Linked DNA regions of Homo sapiens: region 2 is linked to region 1. Evidence: chromatin contacts called from ENCODE Hi-C or POLR2A ChIA-PET data. All regions are on one chromosome and are shown on one strand. Each heading gives the region's core, a stretch centred on a gene start or an enhancer-like site at or near the end of the contact. The rest is flanking DNA. Distances are from core to core; before and after follow the strand shown. Region 1 holds the start of ORC3 (origin recognition complex subunit 3). Region 2 holds the start of SMIM8 (small integral membrane protein 8).

Evidence for each region. Hi-C counts contacts between places; a loop is a spot of excess contacts on that map. ChIA-PET counts read pairs that join two places held with the same protein, here RNA polymerase II (POLR2A). Pooled maps may share reads with other maps.
Region 2: a loop to region 1 is called in a map of natural killer cell, with 17 times the contacts of the local background. The contact joins the promoter of SMIM8 here to the promoter of ORC3 in region 1. A Hi-C loop is called at or near these places in 5 of 168 maps with a recorded cell type or tissue (CD4-positive, alpha-beta T cell, CD4-positive, alpha-beta memory T cell, CD8-positive, alpha-beta T cell and 2 more), 1 of 37 single-sample maps with no recorded cell type and 16 of 50 pooled maps. POLR2A ChIA-PET finds 5 or more read pairs at or near these places in 2 of 52 experiments (HEK293 and activated T-cell).

What each region holds. Positions count from the first base shown.
Region 1 is chr6:87,587,526-87,592,511 of GRCh38, reverse strand. It overlaps ORC3 (origin recognition complex subunit 3), which reads right to left and starts at 2,377. Exons shown (of 20, transcript NM_012381.4): 1 at 2,320-2,377. The coding sequence starts at 2,343. RARS2 (arginyl-tRNA synthetase 2, mitochondrial) reads left to right here and starts at 2,525. Exons shown (of 20, transcript NM_020320.5): 1 at 2,525-2,590. The coding sequence starts at 2,555. RefSeq lists enhancers at 59-559, 560-1,060, 2,441-2,670, 2,434-3,395.
Region 2 is chr6:87,320,056-87,325,041 of GRCh38, reverse strand. It overlaps SMIM8 (small integral membrane protein 8), which reads right to left and starts at 2,454. Exons shown (of 4, transcript NM_001042493.3): 1 at 2,410-2,454. It overlaps GJB7 (gap junction protein beta 7), which reads left to right. Exons shown (of 3, transcript NM_198568.3): 2 at 1,999-2,176. RefSeq lists a silencer at 2,343-2,632.

The DNA of each region.
Region 1 (4,986 bases), core at 1,128-3,627:
GATTACAGGCGCCCACCAACATGCCAGGCTAATTTTGTATTTTAGTACAGATGTGGTTTCACCATGTTGGTCAGGTTGGTCTCGAACTCCTGACCTCAGATGATCCACCCACCTCGGCCTCCCAAAGTGTTGGGATTACAGGCATGAGCCACTGCACACAGCCCTGTGCCTTATATTCTTATATCTGCAACTAGCAGAAGTGTGCGAAATCACATACATATTTAGAAAAATCATGTGATACCATGACAAACCTGTCATTACCTCCTTTCCAAATCCACCTGCAATTCAGTAAAGGAAAAAGGAGCTTCAAAGGAGCAAGACATGAGGAGTGATCAGAAAGGATCTTAATATAGGGCAGTGGTAGTAACATGGTTAACCATTTGGAACTGCTGGTCAAGTGATGGTGTTTGAGATAGAGGAAGGCCAACAGCCAGAAAATTTCACGATGAAAGAGACACTAAAATGTTTTGATATGTTTAAGGACCGGGCGTGGTGGCTCACGCCTGTAATCCTAGCACTTTGGGAGGCCGAGGCTGGCGGATCACTCGAGGTCAGGAGTTCGAGACCCGCCTGGCCAACATGGTGAAACCCTGTCTCTTCTAAAAATACAAAATTAGCTGGGTGTAGTGGGGCATGTCTGTAATCCCAACTGCCCGGGAGGCTGAGGTGGGAGAATAGCTTGAATCGGGGAGGTGGAGGTTGCAGTGAGCCGAGATCGCGCCACTGCACTCCAGCCTGGTAACAGAGCAAGACTCTGTCTCAAGAAAAAAAAGAAAAGAAAAAGAAAAAAAGCTTGCAGTTCCATAAATTCATGAAATAGTTCTTAAAGCTTCTTATTCATGTAAGGTCTCATCCCAATACAGACATTTGTTATAATACCAAAAATGCTTTCCTGAAAAATCTTACTTTCTGCAAGATACATAAAAATAAGAGGTGCTTATGCAATCAACAGGATTAAGGGATAGACCATTCAAAACCTACAGAACATTATAACCAGGACAAAATAAAACCAGTACCATTTCTAATAAAAATACTACCTTTGAATCTCTACTAGCATAACCTTAAACCCCAGGGCTTGTCCTTTTTCCTTGAGATGTAGTCTTTAAAAGCACTGCTTCTCATAAACCGTTTTAATCAAAATAAAAAATCAGATCCATGACATAGCCTTCTTCATCAATCCATTGTTTTAACATAGGGAGAATGTAGCTTCTTCATGTGCATTTTTCAGCTTTCTCAGACAGCTTAACTTCAGGGGCTTCCCGCTGCACTTACAATAGAACTCAAGGTCTTACTTTTTGTGGTCCAGAACAGCGCTGTCCAACAGAACTTTCTGTAATGATAGAAATGTCCTATATCTGCACTATCTAAAATGGTAGCTGCAGCCACATGTGATGATTGAGCACTTGAAATGTGGTTAGTGCAACGGAGAAACTGAATTTTTATTTAATCTTACTTTATTTTAACTCAAATTTAAATAGCCACATGTGGTGAGTGACTAACACATTGGACAATACAGCTCTAGGGCTTATCTTCTTACCAACTACACTATGTCTTGCAATTTCTTGCCATCTAGGTAGCCAACATGAGGAGGTCTATAAGATATCCCACCACACACACCCGCATCCACATTACTTTTTCATTCTCATTTTTCATGACGCTCCCACTCTTTGTCTACTTTCTGATTATGATTTTTAAATTCCTCTAATATGCCATTTTATTTCTATCTTCTGGGCCGAAGAAACATGCTGTTCTCTCTGCCCTCCTCGCCCTAATCCTTAACCTAACTTCTACTCATTTTTCAGGTCTCAGCGAAAGGGTCACTTTCTCCAAAAAGCCTCCGCTAACCCCCGACAACCTATATTAGGTTCTTCCCACTCTTCTGTTGTCTGCCTAGAACTCTTTTCCTTGCTAACACTTAAAATTTGTGATCGTCAGTTTATCTATGTTTACCGACTTTCTTGACTGCAGAAACTGAATCTGTTTTGTTTACCACTGCATCTTGGTACCTAACGGAGTGCTTGGCGCACAGTATTTGTGAGATGGAAAAATGAGAGACTGGGCCACATCATCAGGACATCCGACCTCCACCAACCAGAACTTAAAAATCCTCCTAGCCATACCACAAGGCAGATCCGCGTCCTCGCTCCCCAAGCAAAGTTGGCCTCAACTGATCTGGAGCAAGGACGCCTCAGCTCAGTACGCCGCTCCCTCCCTCCTCTCCAGCCAGGGAAGGGATGCCTACGTAACCTCGGCTTCATCCCTTCTTCAAAGGGGAATGAGGCAGCGGTAGAGCCACAGTGCGCATCGGCCACCACATACCTTAGACATCGAGGACGTAGCCATGGTCTTACTGACTCTGCGTATTCCAGATGCACTCGGGATTTCCCGCGCGCCCTCGCGGCTGCAGGGCAGAGGTTAGTGGCGAGCCACACGGCTCCTTGATTGGCTGGCATCACCCTCCGGGGCGGGTTTCCGGCGCGGGGAGGCGGGTCGTATAAGGAGGTGGGGCGAGGCCGGAACTGGCGGACTGCGGCGCACTTCCGTAGAGGTGGACATGGCGTGCGGCTTTCGCCGCGCTATTGCTTGCCAGGTATGGATCCCGGAGCGCGCAGAGGAGTCCCTGAGGAGCTAGGGACCCCAAAGGCCTTTCACCGCTGCGGGCCAGTCCTCAGTCAGCTGGAGGGTGGGTCCCACGGAATCCTGTTAGTTTCTACCACCTCCTCCCCCTTCTCTGGAGCTGGTGGAGCTTCAGAAGTCCTGTGGAGCGTCGGCTGGGATCAGTTTGTCTCGGTGAAAAGTAAACTTTGAAAGGTACCTGGTGCTTTCTTCTCTCCTTCCCACCCCACAGCTATGAATGCTTTACCTGGGTGGCGGCAAGTCATTAGACCATGATTAGACCCCATAGAAGTTAGTGTTCTTTACACTTTAGTGACATTGATGATGGATCTGGATTGTTCTTCAGAAGGACCTCATTTTAAAGCTGCTTATTTCTCTTGCAGTCACTTAGGCAGCCTACCCTAGAATTGTTTTTGGTAACGCCCAAAGATATAAGAGCTATCTGAGACTCAGTTTTTCTTGGTTCAGGGTCGTATTTGAACAGCTCTGTTGTGAGGAAGGGCTTACAAAATTGCAATATAATTGCTTTGTTTTGTTTTTCCTTTTTGTGGAGAACGGGGTCTCGCCGTATTGCCCAGGCAGGCCTCAAACTCCTGGGCTCAAGCTGTCCTCCCTCCTCTGCTTCCCTAAGAGCCGGGATTACAGGCCTGAGCCACCGCGCTGGGCAAAATTGCAGTATAAATGTGGAATTAATCAAAAAGAATTTTTAAGACTCATTGGCCACCCTTGCAAGGAAACTTTCTATTGTGGTCTTGGCTAACCCATTTCCTTCTGATTAATGGATGTACTAGTGGACGTAATTAGCCTGGTGTATAATTTATCTTGGCTCATTTTTACAGTATTTCTAGACATTTGTGGGGAAATCCCTCTGCCTTGTCTTTATGTTTATAGATGTACTGCCCTGTCCGGTGATAATTCGCCAAATATCACCAACATGACATTTTGTTAAGACAGCTGAATTTATTGCTCACTGGGATAAGGAAGAACACCACTGAGAGCTTTGGTAGTGTATTAAACTGGGAAAGCAAGGTCAGATTTTACTGATGGGTATGGCTTAAGGCTGGTCTTTCAGAGGGAGAGGGTAGGAGGGTGTTGGAGGAAGATGGCTTGATTAGGGTTGGACTCTGATCTGATACAGCGGTTTAAGATTGATAGGAAAAGCAAAGAGTGCAAGAAGCCTTAAGGCATAAACTATTGAGGTTTTCTATTGGAAGAACTAATAGGCCTGGCATGTGGTTCATGCCTATAATCCCAGCACTTTGGGAGGCCAAGGTGGGAGGATGGCTTGAGCCCAGGAGTTCGAGACCAGCGTGGACAACATAGGTAGACCCCGTCTCAACAAAATTTTTTTTAAAAAGTAGCCAGGCATGATGGTGCACCTCTGTAGTCCTAGCTGCTTGAAAGGCTGAGTCTGGAGGATCACTTGGACGGACCCACGAGTTTGAAGCTACAGTGAGCTATGATTGTGCCACTGCACTCCAGGGTGGGTGACAGAGCGAGACCCTGTAAACAAAAAATAAAAATAAAAAACGTGAAAAGCTAATAGATTTCTCATGAAGTTCTTATAATGAATGATTAAGTTATTTGGGCAGAAGTCTTCTAGAACAGTAAAGTTATGCTAATGAAGACAAAAAATAATAAATTCATGTTAATGTAGACAGTAAACCATATCAGGGAAGGTAGTTTTGGACCTTAGTATCTAAGCTGTGTGTAAGGGTGGACGTTTTCCATTCTTAGCCCTTAAGTAAAGATAGTGCCATGATGAGAAACAAATTGTGTTTAGTTTTGCAAAGGCTGTGTTCTTTGTAAAGACTGTAAATTGGACCAGGCATGGTGGCTCACACTTGTAATCCCAGAACTTTGAGAGGCCGAGGTGGGAGGATCCCTTGAACTGAGACGTTCAAGACCAGCCTGGGCAACATAGGGAGACCCCCATCTCTATAAAGAAATAAAAAACAAAACTTAGGTGTAGTGGCACACACCTGTGGTCCCAGCTGCTTGGGAAGCTGAGGTGGGAGGATCGTTTGGGCCCAGGTGGCTGAAACTAGCAAGCTTTGATTGCACCGCTGCACTTCAGCCTGGGGGACAAAGTGAGTCCCTGTCTCAAAAAAAAGAAAAAGATAAGTTGGAGAAACAAGAACTAATATATTGAGTATATATTTGTGCTAGTTACTACACATTCACATTTAAGCTCATGGCAACCCTGTGATATAGAAGTATTAACCTTATTATATAATTGAGTCAGTTGAGATCCACAGAGATTAAATAACTTACCCAAAGCCACATCATCAATACATTGTAGAGTTGGTTTATGAACAGAACTCTAACTTTAAAATTAGATCTTTCCTATATACTGTGCTCTTTGTGAAA
Region 2 (4,986 bases), core at 1,205-3,704, 270 kb after region 1:
CATTCACAATTGCTTCAAAGAGAATAAAATACCTAGGAATCCAACTTACAAGGGATGTGAAGGACCTCTTCAAGGAGAACTACAAACCACTGCTCAAGGAAATAAAAGAGGATACAAACAAATGGATGAACATTCCATGCTCATGCGTAGGAAGAATCAACATTGTGAAAATGGCCATACTGCCCAAGGTAATTTACAGATTCAATGCCATCCCCATCAAGCTACCAATGTCTTTCTTCATAGAATTGGAAAAAGCTACTTTAAAGTTCATATGGAACCAAAAAAGAGCCCACATCGCCAAGTCAATCCTAAGCCAAAAGAACAAAGCTGGAGGTATCACACTACCTGACTTCAAAGTATACTACAAGGCTACAGTAACCAAAACAGCATGGTACTGGTACCAAAACAGAGATATAGATCAATGGAATAGAACAGAGCCCTCAGAAATAACGCCACATATCTACAACTATCTGATCTTTGACAAACCTGAGAAAAACAAGCAATGGGGAAAGGATTCCCTATTTAATAAATGGTGCTGGGAAAACTGGCTAGCCATATGTAGAAAGCTGAAACTGGATCCCTTCCTTACACCTTATACAAAAATCAATTCAAGATGGATTAAAGACTTAAACGTTAGACCTAAAACCATAAAAACCCTAGAAGAAAACCTAAGCATTACCATTCAGGACATAGGCATGGGCAAGGACTTCATGTCTAAAACACCAAAAGCAATAGCAACCAAAGCCAAAATTGACAAATAGGATCTAATTAAAGAGCTTCTGCACAGCAAAAGAAACTACCATCAGAGTGAACAGGCAACCTACAAAATGGGAGAAAATTTTCACAACCTATTCATCTGACAAAGGGCTAATATCCAGAATCTACAATCAACTCAAGCAAATTTACAAGACAAAAACAAAGAACCCCATCAAAAAGTGGGCGAAGGACATGAACAGACACTTCTCAAAAGAAGACATTTATGCAGCCAAAACACACATGAAAAAATGCTCACCATCACTGGCCATCAGAGAAATGCAAATCAAAACCACAATGAGATACCATCTCACAGCAGTTAGAATGGCAATCATTAAAAAGTCAGGAAACAACAGGTGCTGGAGAGGCTGTGGAGAAACAGGAACACTTTTACACTGTTGGTGGCCTGTAAACCAGTACAACCATTGTGGAAGTCAGTGTGGCGATTCCTCAGGGATCTAGAACTAGAAATACCATTTGACCCAGCCATCCCATTACTGGGTATATACCCAAAGGACTATAAATCATGCTGCTGTAAAGACACAAGCACACGTATGTTTATTGCGGCATTATTCACAATAGCAAAGACCTGGAACCAACCCAAATGTCCAACAATGATAGACTGGATTAAGAAAATGTGGCACATATACACCATGTAATACTATGCAGCCATAAAAAATGATGAGTTCATGTCCTTTGTAGGGACATGGATGAAATTGGAAATCATCATTCTCAGTAAACTATCGCAAGAACAAAAAAGCAAACATCACATATTCTCACTCATAGGTGGGAATTGAACAATGGGAACACATGGACACAGGAAGGGGAACATCACACTCTGAGGTCTGTTGTGGGGTGGGGGGAGGGGGGAGGGATAGCATTGGGAGATATACCTAATGTTAGATGTCCAGTTGGTGGGTGCATCGCACCAGCATGGCACATGTATACATATGTAACTAACCTGCACATTGTGCACATGTACCCTAAAACTTATAATAATAACAAATAAATAAATAAACAAAACAAAACAAAAGTATCTTTCCACCTCTTGGATGTAGTACTGTCTCTGAAAAAAGGGGAAAGGCTTTGCTGGCGACAGCCTGAGTACTGACAATCTGAGTCTCATCTGGCTTCCCCCAATGTCATGGACTACTGTTCGGTGCCGAAGGCTTACTCAAAGACAGACGCATTGGAAGCCTCCAAAAGAAAACTTCATTCCGTTAAGTTCTACACATTGTGTTGCAGGGCTGAAAAAGCACGAGTGTCCGCACTATGACAAAAGAAAAGCGGCGTCTCCTCAAAACACCACCATGTTCCCCTATGAGTCTGGTGAGCCAAGACACTAAGAAACTGCAGGAAACGAGAGAGTTCTCGGGGTGGGGGTGTCCATGGATGAAGCACCGAACAAACTGGAGCCCGCAAGGTGAGTACGGGAAATGGGCTCTGTGGGGCCAGAGAGCTTCACCGACTTGGGGTGCGGGTACAGGGAGTCCACGGAGAGGCAAAGATTTGGGCTATCCGAGAGGACGCTCCCTCCCTGGGAGGGAGACCGGCAGGGCAGCTGGGAAGGGCAGAGACGGGAGCGTGATGGTGCGGCCGCCCTGGCCCCTCCAGGCCGGCGCCCAGCCACTCAACACCACCGAAGCCGCCGCTTACCTTTCGCGGGGTCACCTCCTCTCCTCGCCCGAGACGCCCCGCCCCGCTTCGCCGCCCCGCCTGCTAGAGAGAGCGGCGGAGGGCGCCCCGCCCGGCGCCACAGCGTCCCCTGTCTTCCGGAGGCTGCGGCGCAGCGGCGCGGGGCTGCGGGGACCCATCCAGTGCTAGCCTTTCCGGTTCTGAGGACCTCGCGCCCCTCCTTGGGGTCTGCGGGCTGAAGTGTGCAAGGGACGTTTTTGCTTTCTTCCCTTTTTGACCTTTAGTTTTCCACCTCCCAACTTCAAATTACGTTCCAGTTCGGTGTGTATGTTTGTATAAATAAAAGGAGACATCTCCTAGAAGTATGTTTATTTCATGAAAGTGGAAAGCATTCTGATTTGGGAAAGAAAGCTAGATCTGATTTCTTCCTACCCCTACTTTAGGGGAACAGTCATTTAAGTGTAGAGTTAATACTCTGCCATTACGTTAGGGCCTTGAGAGTCCAAGATGCAGGATGTATGCAGGTGCAGTTGAGACAAGAATAGATATAGGGATGCTGGTTTGCACATACTTTGCTGATGTTTAAGTTTGTTGGGATACACGTGAAAACTGATGTGGTTTGGCTCTGTGTCCCCACCCAAATCTCATATGGAATAATAGCCCCCTTGTGTTGAAGGAGGGGCCTGGTGAGAGGTCACTGAATCATGGGGCCGACTTCCCCCTTGCCATTCCCATGATGGAGTTCTCAGAAGATGTTTGTTTATAAGAGTGTAGCACTTCCCCCTTCACACTCTCTCTCTTTCTCTCTCTCTCCTGCACCACGGTAAGACGTGCTTGTTTCCTCTTCCACCATGATTGTAAGTTTCCTGAGGCCTCTGGAGCCATACCTCCTGTACAGCCTGTGGAACTGTGAGCTAATGAAACCTCTTTTCTTTATAAGTTACCCAGCCTCAGGTGGTTCTTTCTAGCAGTGTGAGAAGAGACTAATACAAAAACCAAAAATAAAATTCTAAGCACCACCATCACCAACCCACCCCTGAAAGGAATGGACCTCTGTCTTGGCCAAGGTAATCTCAAAAAAACCCTGAAAAATGAGTTCAGGCCCTGATGGGAAGGGGTGGGCGGTTGGATATGCCTCATTATACCTTCCTCCCGTTGGAGGTTAGACACAACTGACCAGCATTAACATTAAAACGGAGATCGTAAGACTGGTAAAATATACTGTAGCAATAAGAAAATTCCAACCTGACTCTGGAATAACATCACGTGACACATAGTGGGACCTGAAAGAAATAAAAATATGTTACCCCAAAATATATTTATTTGACTATTTTGAAATGGCCTCGCAAAGCTGTCTCTTGTTGGGGAAAACTTACATTCTATAGAAAATCTCTTTCCCTTACTAGATCTTTTTTTTTTTTTTTTTTGAGATGGAGTGTCGGAGTGTCACTCTGTCACCCAGGCTGGAGTGCAGTGGCATGATCTCGGCTCACTGCAACCTCCACCTCCTGGGTTCAAGCAATTCTCCTGCCTCATCCTCCCGAGTAGCTGGGACTACAGGTGTATGCCACCAAGCCTAGCTAATTTTTGCATTTTTAATAGAGACAGAGTTTCACCATATTGGTCAGGCTGGTCTCGAACTCCTGACCTCAGGCAATCCACCCACCTCGGCCTCCCAAAGTGCTGGGATTACAGGCGTGAGCCACTGTGCCTGGCCCCTTACTAGGTCTTTTCCAGAGAGTCTGACATCTTTTAAGGTCTGATAAGAGACATTCACATCTATTCTTTGAAGCCAGCTACCCGGAGGCTTTATCTACATAAGGAGAACCTTGGCTGCCACAACACCCCCGCTTACCTTAACTCCAGCTGGCTTCACATCTTCAGGCAGAGCTTAACTCTTTCAACTAATTGAAAATGTGAAAAATCTTTGAATTCATCTTTGACCTGGAAGCCCACCCCCACGCTGCTTTGAGATGGGCCAAACCAATGTATACCTTACATGTATTGATACATGTCTTTGCCTGTAACTTCCATTTCTCTAAAATGTATAAAATCAAGCTGTAGCCCGACCACCTTGGGCACATGTTCTCAGGACTGCCTGAGGCTGTGTCACAGGCCATGGTCCTTAACATTGGTGAAATAAACCTCTAAATTGATTGAGACCTATCTCATAGACTTTCTGGTTTACACAAGTTATATTAAAATGAACAGAATAGTTGGAATAGAAGGTACCAATATTTTGGCATGGGTTTATGTAAAGCTTTGGTAAATATGTTTCGAATTTAAAACTTTTTCTCCCAAGCCAAATTAACTTCACATTTGATTTGAGGTTTAATTTTTAAAAATTTTTAATATTTATGTGTATGTATTTATGGGGTACATGAGATATTTTGGTACAAGCATACAATGAATAATAATCACATCAGGGTAAATGGGGTATCCACCACATCGAGGATTTATCATTTATGTTACAAACATTCCAATTATACCCTTAGTTATTTTTAAATGTACAATCAACTATTGCTGACTGTAGTCACCGTGTTGTGCTATCAAATACTAGATCTTATTCATTTTATCTGACTATACTTTTGTACCCGC